Linked DNA regions of Homo sapiens: region 1 is linked to region 2. A link is a loop called in an ENCODE intact Hi-C map of the cell type or tissue named here. Cell type or tissue: psoas muscle. All regions are shown on one strand. Links, peaks and the distances in the headings refer to the core of each region. The heading gives the core; the rest is flanking DNA. Region 1 overlaps TTLL11 (tubulin tyrosine ligase like 11). Region 2 overlaps TTLL11 (tubulin tyrosine ligase like 11).

Region 1 (4,387 bases), core at 168-4,167, 89 kb before region 2:
AAGGAACATTTGGGTTATTTCCAGTCTATGGCAAGCAGGTGACAGGTCTCTTGGGACAAGAAGTGAGAACGGAGGGAGTGGGGCAGTGTCTCTAGTGGATGGGGCATTCATTCAACAGCAGAAGAGGAGGCTGGTCCCAAAGTGCAGCCTCAAACCCAGAGAGGACACCCCAGGGGCTAGGCGCCAGCCAGCAGGATTTCCAGGCAGGCTGGCGGCACCTTTTGGAGGGCTATTCAGGCCATGATCAGTACCAGGAAGGGGTAATTGCCACCCAGAAATCTGTCCTGAGAAACTGGACCCCTGGCCTTTGGTTCCCAGGGAGGATGCACAGCTCAGCCATCAGGTAGGTGGCTTAAAACATTAGAAAGGAGAAAAGGGAAGAACTTAGAGGTAGGGCCAGAGAAAACAAGTCCTGACGTAAGCCATCAAAAAGCTAGGGTCAAGGAGATAAGTTGCAACGTGGACACGTCCAGGGGTCATCCCGGGGGACCATGTGGTCAGATCTGTTTGACAATGACAGCTATTCTAGGACTATCATGTGGGCCCGGCATGCAGAGCCAAGCCACAGAGCCCTGGCTTGGACCGAGTGGCAGGGTGGAGGGCCAGGCTGGTTGTTTTGCTGCATGTCTTGCTATGGACAGGCCACATGGGGCAGCCATCAGTGGGGCCCAAGCTGTGGGGAGCTGGTGGAGGGGGCAGACAGGGAGGGAGCCACTGGTTTGGACAGATCATGTCTGCAAGTGGAACCACAGTCTTGGGACTGTTTCCCACTGCTTGACCACACTAAATGCTTCCAGGCCTGGGCCAGAGGAGGAGCATGGGGGGAGACGCCAGGATCAAGGAAGCGCTTTTCCTCTTCCCAGCTGTGCGAACTTGGGCATGTTTCTTCACCACTCTGAGCCTCTGCTTCTTTCTCTGTAAATCACCTACGCTCACTTCCCTGCCTGCCTTTTATTGTGAAGTAATGTGGGTGACAACACTTTGACAGGGTATAAGGTGTTAGATATTTGGAATTTGTCTTACCATACATTTCAGATTCCCAGTCATTAAGGGAGAAAATGGTATCCTTGGGCCGGGCGCGGTGGCTCACGCCTGTAATCCCAGCACTTTGGGAGGCCGAGGCAGGCGGATCACGAGGTCAGGAGATCGAGTCCATCCTGGCTAACATGGTGAAACCCCATCTTTACTAAAAAAAATTACAAAAAATTAGCCGGGTGTTGAGGCAGGCACCTGTAGTCCCAGCTACTTGGGAGGCTGAGGCAGGAGAATGGTGTGAACCCGGGAGGCGGAGCTTGCAGTGAGCCGAGATCGCGCCACTGCACTCCAGCCTGGGTGACAGAGCGAGACTCAGTCTCAAAAAAAAAAAAAAAAAAAAAGAAAAGAAAATGGTATCCTTTTCTCCTTGGAGCCCTCTCTTACTTTATTCTTATCACTTGTAAGAACACTTTTGAGTTTGGGTCTCACATACCTGAGCTGACTTGGAACCTAGAGATTAAGGGACCCGGTTAGGTTCTGCCATTGACTTGCTGTGTATTCTTGTATAAGTCACTTAACTTCTCTGTGCCTCATCTTCCTTGCCTACCTCAAAGGGTTGTTGTCAAATTCCAATGAGATAAAGATTGTGAATGGCTTTTCAAGCTGTAATGTTCCGTGCAGATAGAACACATGACTTCTTTGCCACACAGCCCCTCTCGCTTGTTGCCTGGGCTTGACTCAGATTGCAGCATTCCAGAACATAAACTCTAGCCAAAGAAATTACATTTATCTTAAACATGTGACGGTGACCCCTTTCCAATCATAGCCACAATAACTACTTGGGAAATTGTGATGGCACAGAGCAGTTGCGGGCACTGCTCAGGCTGTGGGCAGGTTTCCTGTAATCTGCTGCTGAGGAACGTGGCTTCCCTGTCATTCCAGCCTGTCCCCTGTCATTGCCTAGGTAGCTCCCAGCAACATATCCTCATGTCAGCCTTCTTGAGGGTACCAGTGTGACTCTGACTTATACAGCAAGGCCTGTCTCAGTGTAGATGAATCATATGGCAGAAATAACACATGCAGAGGAAAGGCTTCCAGCTCAGCTTTCAAGAACGTTCTTTCCCAGTTCCATTGCTTGGTCTGTATCTTCTTCTAGCTCCCTGTATCTAATTATCTCCTTGGCCATGATCCTTTTGCTTAGATGCCTGAAGGAGATGCTCTTCCTAAATCCTAAGATGTTTCTCCTCTTTATTCTTTGTTTTTTTGACCTCCTCCTTACCCTTCAGCCAGTCACCCCAAGGGAAGAAGGCCAAGGAGCAATGCAGTGAGTGGTCAAGGGCTTGGATTTGGTTCTTAGACGGCCTGGGTTTGGGCTAACCCTGGCACCTCTAGCTGGTCTGCTTGGCAAGTTAACAATTCTTAGTCTCAGCTTCCTTATCTGCAGTTAGAGACCATATTTGTACCTCCCTCTCAGAATTATTGTAAGCACAAATAAGAGCAAACTAGGAAGAATATTTAGCACAGCACCTAACACATAGGAATCACTTAATAAATGACAGTTTTTATGTTTATTCCATTGTTTGTTATCTGTAACCACAACAGCTCTCAAATTTGTCTATGATGAAGTGCCTTAAAGTTGTAAGAAACCATGAAATATTCACATTTTAAACCTAACAGGAACACAAGTGTTCCAAGGAGTATAGTTTGAAAACCATCTCCTTAGCCTGGCATTTGTCACCCCTGACCCCAACCCCAGTCTAGCTTCCCTGTACCCTCCCTGAGCTCTGCAGTCTTGAAAAACAGATCCAATTGCTGTCTTGGACATAATTTGTGCTTTCCCATTGCTGCCCTTTGATTCTCTTCTGTCTCGGCTGACCTGGCATGCTCTCTCTCATTCTTGCTGTTTCTTGAACTTCAACGCCTTCTAAGGTGCTATTCAAGCCCCACCTCCTAGATAAACCCTTTCTCCAGAAACAACTTCTGATATTTCAGCTTTTTCTTCCTTTGGACTCTAACACATTCCCTGGGCACCCACTAAGACAAGCCCTGAGCTAGTATGGGCATGTGGTTATGGATAAGACAAGGTCCCTGCTCTGAGGGGGCACACAGTGTAATGGGGAGAGCTGACTCATGAGAACTCCAGTCCCTTGTAAGAAAGAAATGCTATGAGAGGGTCCATGTGGGATGCTGGGAGAGCCCAGAAAAGGGAGTCGCTAACTTTGCCTAACCCTGTCAGGGAAGGCTTCCCAGAGGAGGAGATGCTTAAGCTGGAGCGTAAAGCATGAAGAAGGGTTTGCCAAGCAGAATATGATAGAAGGATACACTCCAGTTTCCCTCCTACCTCCCTGGCTGCTGCTTCTCAGCCTCTTCTTCTGGACCTGTCAGTGTTGGAGAGTCTCAGGCCTCCATCCTTGGAAAGGTGTCCCCCTATTCACAATCACTCCTAAATGATCCCGCGTAGCCCCCATGGCCTTAAGCACCAGCTCTACGCTACTGGCGCCTATAGCTGTATTTCCAGTCCTGACCTTTCCTTGAGCTCCAGATTGGTATATCCCAGTGCCCACTTTAATTTTCTACTTGGATAGTTAATAGCCATCAAACACTGAACACGTCCAAAGTCAAGCTCTTGACTTCCTTCCCAAACCTACTCTCTATCGTCTTTACTGTTTCAGTAAACAAATGGCATTCAGTCAGTCACTCAGACCAACAGCCTGAGACATCCTTCTTTTTTCTGTTTCCCTCCTTCATACATCCAATCCATAAGCAACTCTTGCAAATATCCTTTAAAATATTCCCAAATGTAACCGCTTCTAACCAACTCCACTGTTGCCATCCCAGTCTAGGCAGCCATCACCTCGCACTTGAATGGCTGCCATAGCCACCCTTACTGCCTATAGCCTATTTTTCTCACTGTAGCCAAGGAGATGCTTTAAAACACAAGGTGGATCCAGTTACTTTCCTCACTGAAACCCTCCAATGGCTTTTTCATTGCACTTACAATCCTGGCTCCTTCTCATGGTCTACAAGATGCAGCGCCATCTGCCCCTTGTCTATCTGACCTCATCTTCCGCCACTCTCCGTTTCGCTCACTCTTTGCTATTCTTTGGAAGAGGCCTTTGTTCTTGCTGTTCCCTCTCCCTGGAATGCTCTTCCCCAGCTATTCAAACATGACTTATTCTTTTTTTTTTTTTTTTTTTGAGTTGGAGTTTCACTCTTGTTGACCCAGGCTGGAGTGCAATGGCACTCACTCACTGCAACCTCTGCCTCCTGGGTTCAAGCGATTCTCCTGCCCCAGCCTCCCAAGTAGCTGGATTACAGCTACCCGCCACCACGCCCAGAGAATTTTTAAAAAATATTTTTAGTAGAGACAGGGTTTCACCATGTTGGTGAGGCTGGTCTTGAACTCCTGACC
Region 2 (4,387 bases), core at 137-4,136:
GAAGGGAAGGAGAGGAGAAAAGAGAAGGGAGAAAGGGAGAAGAAGGAAAAACATCCATTTGATGGGGAGAAATGCAGTGAAATGAGGGAAAACACAGCAGCAGAGGCTGTGCCCGGTACAGTCAGGACCAAGGGGAAACTGAGTACCCAGGGATGCATCAGAATGGAGACATGGGCAGAGAAAGCTTCCCTGAGGAGGTGGCCTTTAAGGGCTCTCCTGCAATTGAGAACACCCTCCCGGGGCAGTTGGAGACTTCGCGCGCGCGTGTGTGTGTGTGTGTGTGTGTGCCTGGAGGGAAATGCCTGGGAAGGTGGGCTTGTGGGATGCGGGGTAGCCAAGAGTCGACATTCAGCAGGGACTTGCAGAGTGGGCTGGAATCCTGGTGAGAAGGGAAAATTAGATCAATCTGGAGTCATCGCAGAGATGATGGCCGGAGCACTGATGAGGCTGAGTATCTGGAGAGAAGAGAGAGAAAAATGAGCCGAAGCCAGGGCCTGAAGAATGACCGCAGCCCCCAGAAGAGGCAACAACGAAGAGCGGCTCAGGCTGCTCAGGTTTGAGCCTCAGTTCTACCGCGTGCTAGCTGTGTGATCTCGAGTGAGGTGCTTAACCTCTCTGGGCCTGTGTCCTGCCTGGCAGGCTTGTTATGAGGTCTAAAAGCACCCAGTGGATATCCGCTGTGGAAAACCAGTATGGTTTTATTTTTTCATAACTGGAAAAAAACTACTGCAAGCACATAGCCTCTGTGTGGGGGTGAGCCATGCCTTCTCTCACAAAGGTCCCCCTTTTGATCTTTTCCTGTGTGTGCATGGCTGGCTGGCTGACATTCTTAGTCATTCAGGTTTCCTTAATAAGTCTATTGACTGCTAGACTGTTAGGTCAAACGCAAATTAATGTGGCCTGAATCAAATTTGTGGAATAGGTGATTGGTTGACACTGACTTTGCAGAGCCAGTTTGGGAAGCGGTCATAAGGAAAAGACCTACAGCTGACTCGAGGCGTGGTCTGTAGTGCGCGGCTGGTTCGTGCCTCGGATCCCTGTACGCGTTTTTCTTTTGGCGTGGGATGGCCATGACACCCACAAACAGATCCCCATTCCCAGGCTAGCCGCAGCATCGTTTCCGAAATGATCTCGGCTGGAACAGCCTGTTCCTCTTGCGGCGGGTGAAGGAGGTGCTTCCTCCCGCCTCAGGGCCAGGGTCTGCGTAGTCATCCCTGCCGCCCCGCCGCCAGGACCCCGCACTGAAGTTCAGGCACCTGCAGATGGCCTCCTGCACGCCCATCTATGCAACCTCGGACCCAGAAGTGTGAGTCCTGACTTATGTCCCGACCCGGGAGAAGTGTGAGTTCCGAATCATGTCCCGATTTCCAGGAGAAAGAGGGCCTTGGAGTCGAGACATGAGAGGGAAGAGGTAGGAGAGAAAGTGACACCGAAGAGGTTGGGCACCAAGACTGTGTGTGAGATGGGAGAGCTGAGGGCAGCAGCTGGGGCTGTGGAACTGACCTCCAGGAGTGTTAAGAGGAAGATGACTAAAAGTGAAGGGCTGAGGGGTGGGTTCCTGGCCCACAGTTGGGAACTCTAGGCTAAAGCCACCTAGCCCCGGAAAGGGGAGCCCGTGTTGGGCGCCGTAAGAAATGTGTCTATTCTTTCTAGATTAATCTGCTGCGCTGGACCAAGGTGGAACCATTCCCAGCATTCCGTGTCTTGGGTGGGAGCCAGAGGCAGAATTTAACGGCTCCTGCTTACTCAGTTAGAGATAACAGAACCTGTAGATGGCGGAGCACACACACTCAAAAACACACACAAACACACACAACCAAACGGGCACACACAGATACAATGACACACAGCCACACAAATGTACACAACCACACATTCATACACACACACAACCACACATACACACTCACACAAAACACCCACCACAGACACACACCCACACCCACACACCCACACCCACACAAACACACCCACACAGACACACCCACACATCCACACAAAGGGACACACACAGATACAATGACACACAGTCACACAAACCCACACAACACATTCATACACACAACCACACATACACACATACACAAACACACAAAACACCCGCACATCCACAGACACACACACACCCACACACTAACACAAAACAATAACACACAACCACACGGACGCACACAGATACAATCACACACAGTCACACAAACCCACACAATCACACATTCACACAGACACACATAAACACACACAACCACACATACACACACACTCATAAGCACACATGACCACATGTTCACACAGACACACATACACAACCACACACAGTCACACAAACACACAACCACACAGACACACACATATGTACAACGAAACACACAGTCACAGTCACAGTCATACAAACACAAAACTACACACAACCACACACACTAACACTCATACAACCACACATTTACACAACCACACAAACGTGCACAGACACACACGCAGCGCACACTCATGCACACACAGTCACACAAACACACAATCATACAACCGCACATCACACAATACACACACACGCACACAGCCACACAAACACAACTCTGTGCACACACTCACATACACAAACACAGCTACACAAACACACACAAACATAGCTCACACAGACACACACACACAAATGAGGTTCATTGTGAACATTATCTGCAGCAAAGCAAAACGTTCCAGACATCTTTTCAAGATGAAAGAGAGAAGGATTCTGAAAACTCTGTAGGGAGTGAAGTGTGGAAGCTCATTGTTACTACATTTAAGACATGTAAGATAAAGATATATCTTTATTTAGTCCCCTGTCTTTATCTTTTCATTTAAACGAGCATAGGACGTGGCTAAAAAGGCTTTAATCAGTTTATTCCTGTCGTTGGTCCCACCTCCCCTGACCCCCGCTGACTTTTCTTCTCAACCATGAATTCTCCCATCTTAACGTTTTTAGGGATTGGACCTTGAGGGTCCAATTTTTTAACCCTTTTTTAAAAAAATTATACTTTAAGTTCTGGGATACACGTGCAGAAGGTGCAGGTTTGTTACATAGGTATACAATGTGCCATGGTGGTTTGCTGCACCCATCAACCTGTCATCTACATTAGGTATTTCTCCTAATGCTATCCCTCCCCTAGTCCCCACCCCCCGACAGGCCCTGGTGTGTGATGTTCCCCTCCTTGTGTCCATGTGTTCTCATTGTTTCAACTCCCACTTATGAGTGAGAACTTGTGGTGTTTGATTTTCTGTTCCTGTGTTAGTTTGCTGAGAATGATGGTTTCCAGCTTCATCCATGTCTCTGCAAAGGACATGAACTCTTCCCTTTTTTATGGCTGCATAGTATTCCATGGTGTATATGTGCAACATTTTCTTTATCCAGTCTATCATTGATGGGAATTTGGGTTGGTTCCAAGTCTTTGCTATTGTGACTAGTGCTGCAATAAACATATGTGGTGTGCATGTGTCTTTATAGTAGAATGATTTATAATCCTTCGGGTATATACCCAGTAATGGGATTGCTGGATCAAATGGCATTTCTGGTTCCAGATCCCTGAGGAATTGCCACACTTTCTTCCACAATGGTTGAACTAATTTACACTCCCACCAACAGTGTAAAAGCGTTTCTATTTCTCCAGAAAGGTTTCTGTGTCTCCATCTCAGCACTTCCTACATCCTGGTATAAGTCTCTTCTTTTAGGGGTCTCCTGCACCAGGCTGTAGGCTCCTTGCAGGCAGGGACACTGTCTCATTTATTTTATAGACCCCGTGCCCAGTGCTTGGCATATAGGAGAGAGATGTCACATGTTTATCTGCTTGGTACCAACATGAAGACACTTAGTACCCATGGCTTTGCTCAAACATTTGGTGAAACGTGGAATCCAGGTGCTCATTACTTCCTCCCCACAGGTGTGGCTCGTGGTGGCCCAGCCCCTTAGAGCTTTGGAGGCCATCCTGCAGCTGCTCTTCAGATGATACTTACATTTTTCTCATGCAAAACAGCTTGCAAAGAATAGTTCATTGTGCTTTCTGATTTCAGCTTTCCAGATATCTGTATGCACAGAAAACAGATTCCCTCCAGTTTCTGACAGAATGTCTCCATCTAAGCTTAAGCTTTCAAAGCTTTCCATCCTTGGGTACTGCCCATTGAGTAGACGTAAGTGGGATAATCTTTGTCTCCCTTACCTACAGCTCTCTGTGGGGTGTGGTCCAGCAGATACAGGCAGAGGAATGGGATAGCAGACGTAGAGGTAATTAAACTATCCCCAGTTCTTCCTTGTTAAGTGGGAAGGAACATCGCAGAGTGGGGAAAGGACATGTTTTGATAACAGAAAGACTTGATATGAGTCCCTCTCCCGCCATAGACCTGCTGTGGGACACTG

The links. Hi-C counts contacts between places; a loop is a spot of excess contacts. Peaks named below come from ENCODE experiments on the same cell type or tissue, not always from the same donor. Only the 100,000 strongest peaks of a DNase experiment are listed, where the experiment ranks them.
Region 1: it touches region 2 in a loop (2.2-fold over the local background); 7 of 110 quality-filtered maps call a loop at or near these places.

Annotation. Positions count from the first base shown.
Region 1 is chr9:121,982,503-121,986,889 of GRCh38, reverse strand. All of the region lies in intron 4 of TTLL11 (tubulin tyrosine ligase like 11), which reads left to right. Among named protein-coding and RNA genes, the nearest start is that of TTLL11, 110 kb to the left of the region's middle. RefSeq lists an enhancer at 653-1,154. In psoas muscle, for the core only: a CTCF peak has its summit at 653; DNase peaks (open chromatin) are centred at 569 and 1,889; H3K27ac peaks cover 2,814 bases.
Region 2 is chr9:121,893,519-121,897,905 of GRCh38, reverse strand. The region is part of intron 6 of TTLL11 (tubulin tyrosine ligase like 11); the gene reads left to right. Among named protein-coding and RNA genes, the nearest start is that of TTLL11, 200 kb to the left of the region's middle. RefSeq lists an enhancer at 269-958. In psoas muscle, for the core only: no CTCF peak of the experiment used is centred there; a DNase peak (open chromatin) is centred at 1,668; H3K27ac peaks cover 732 bases.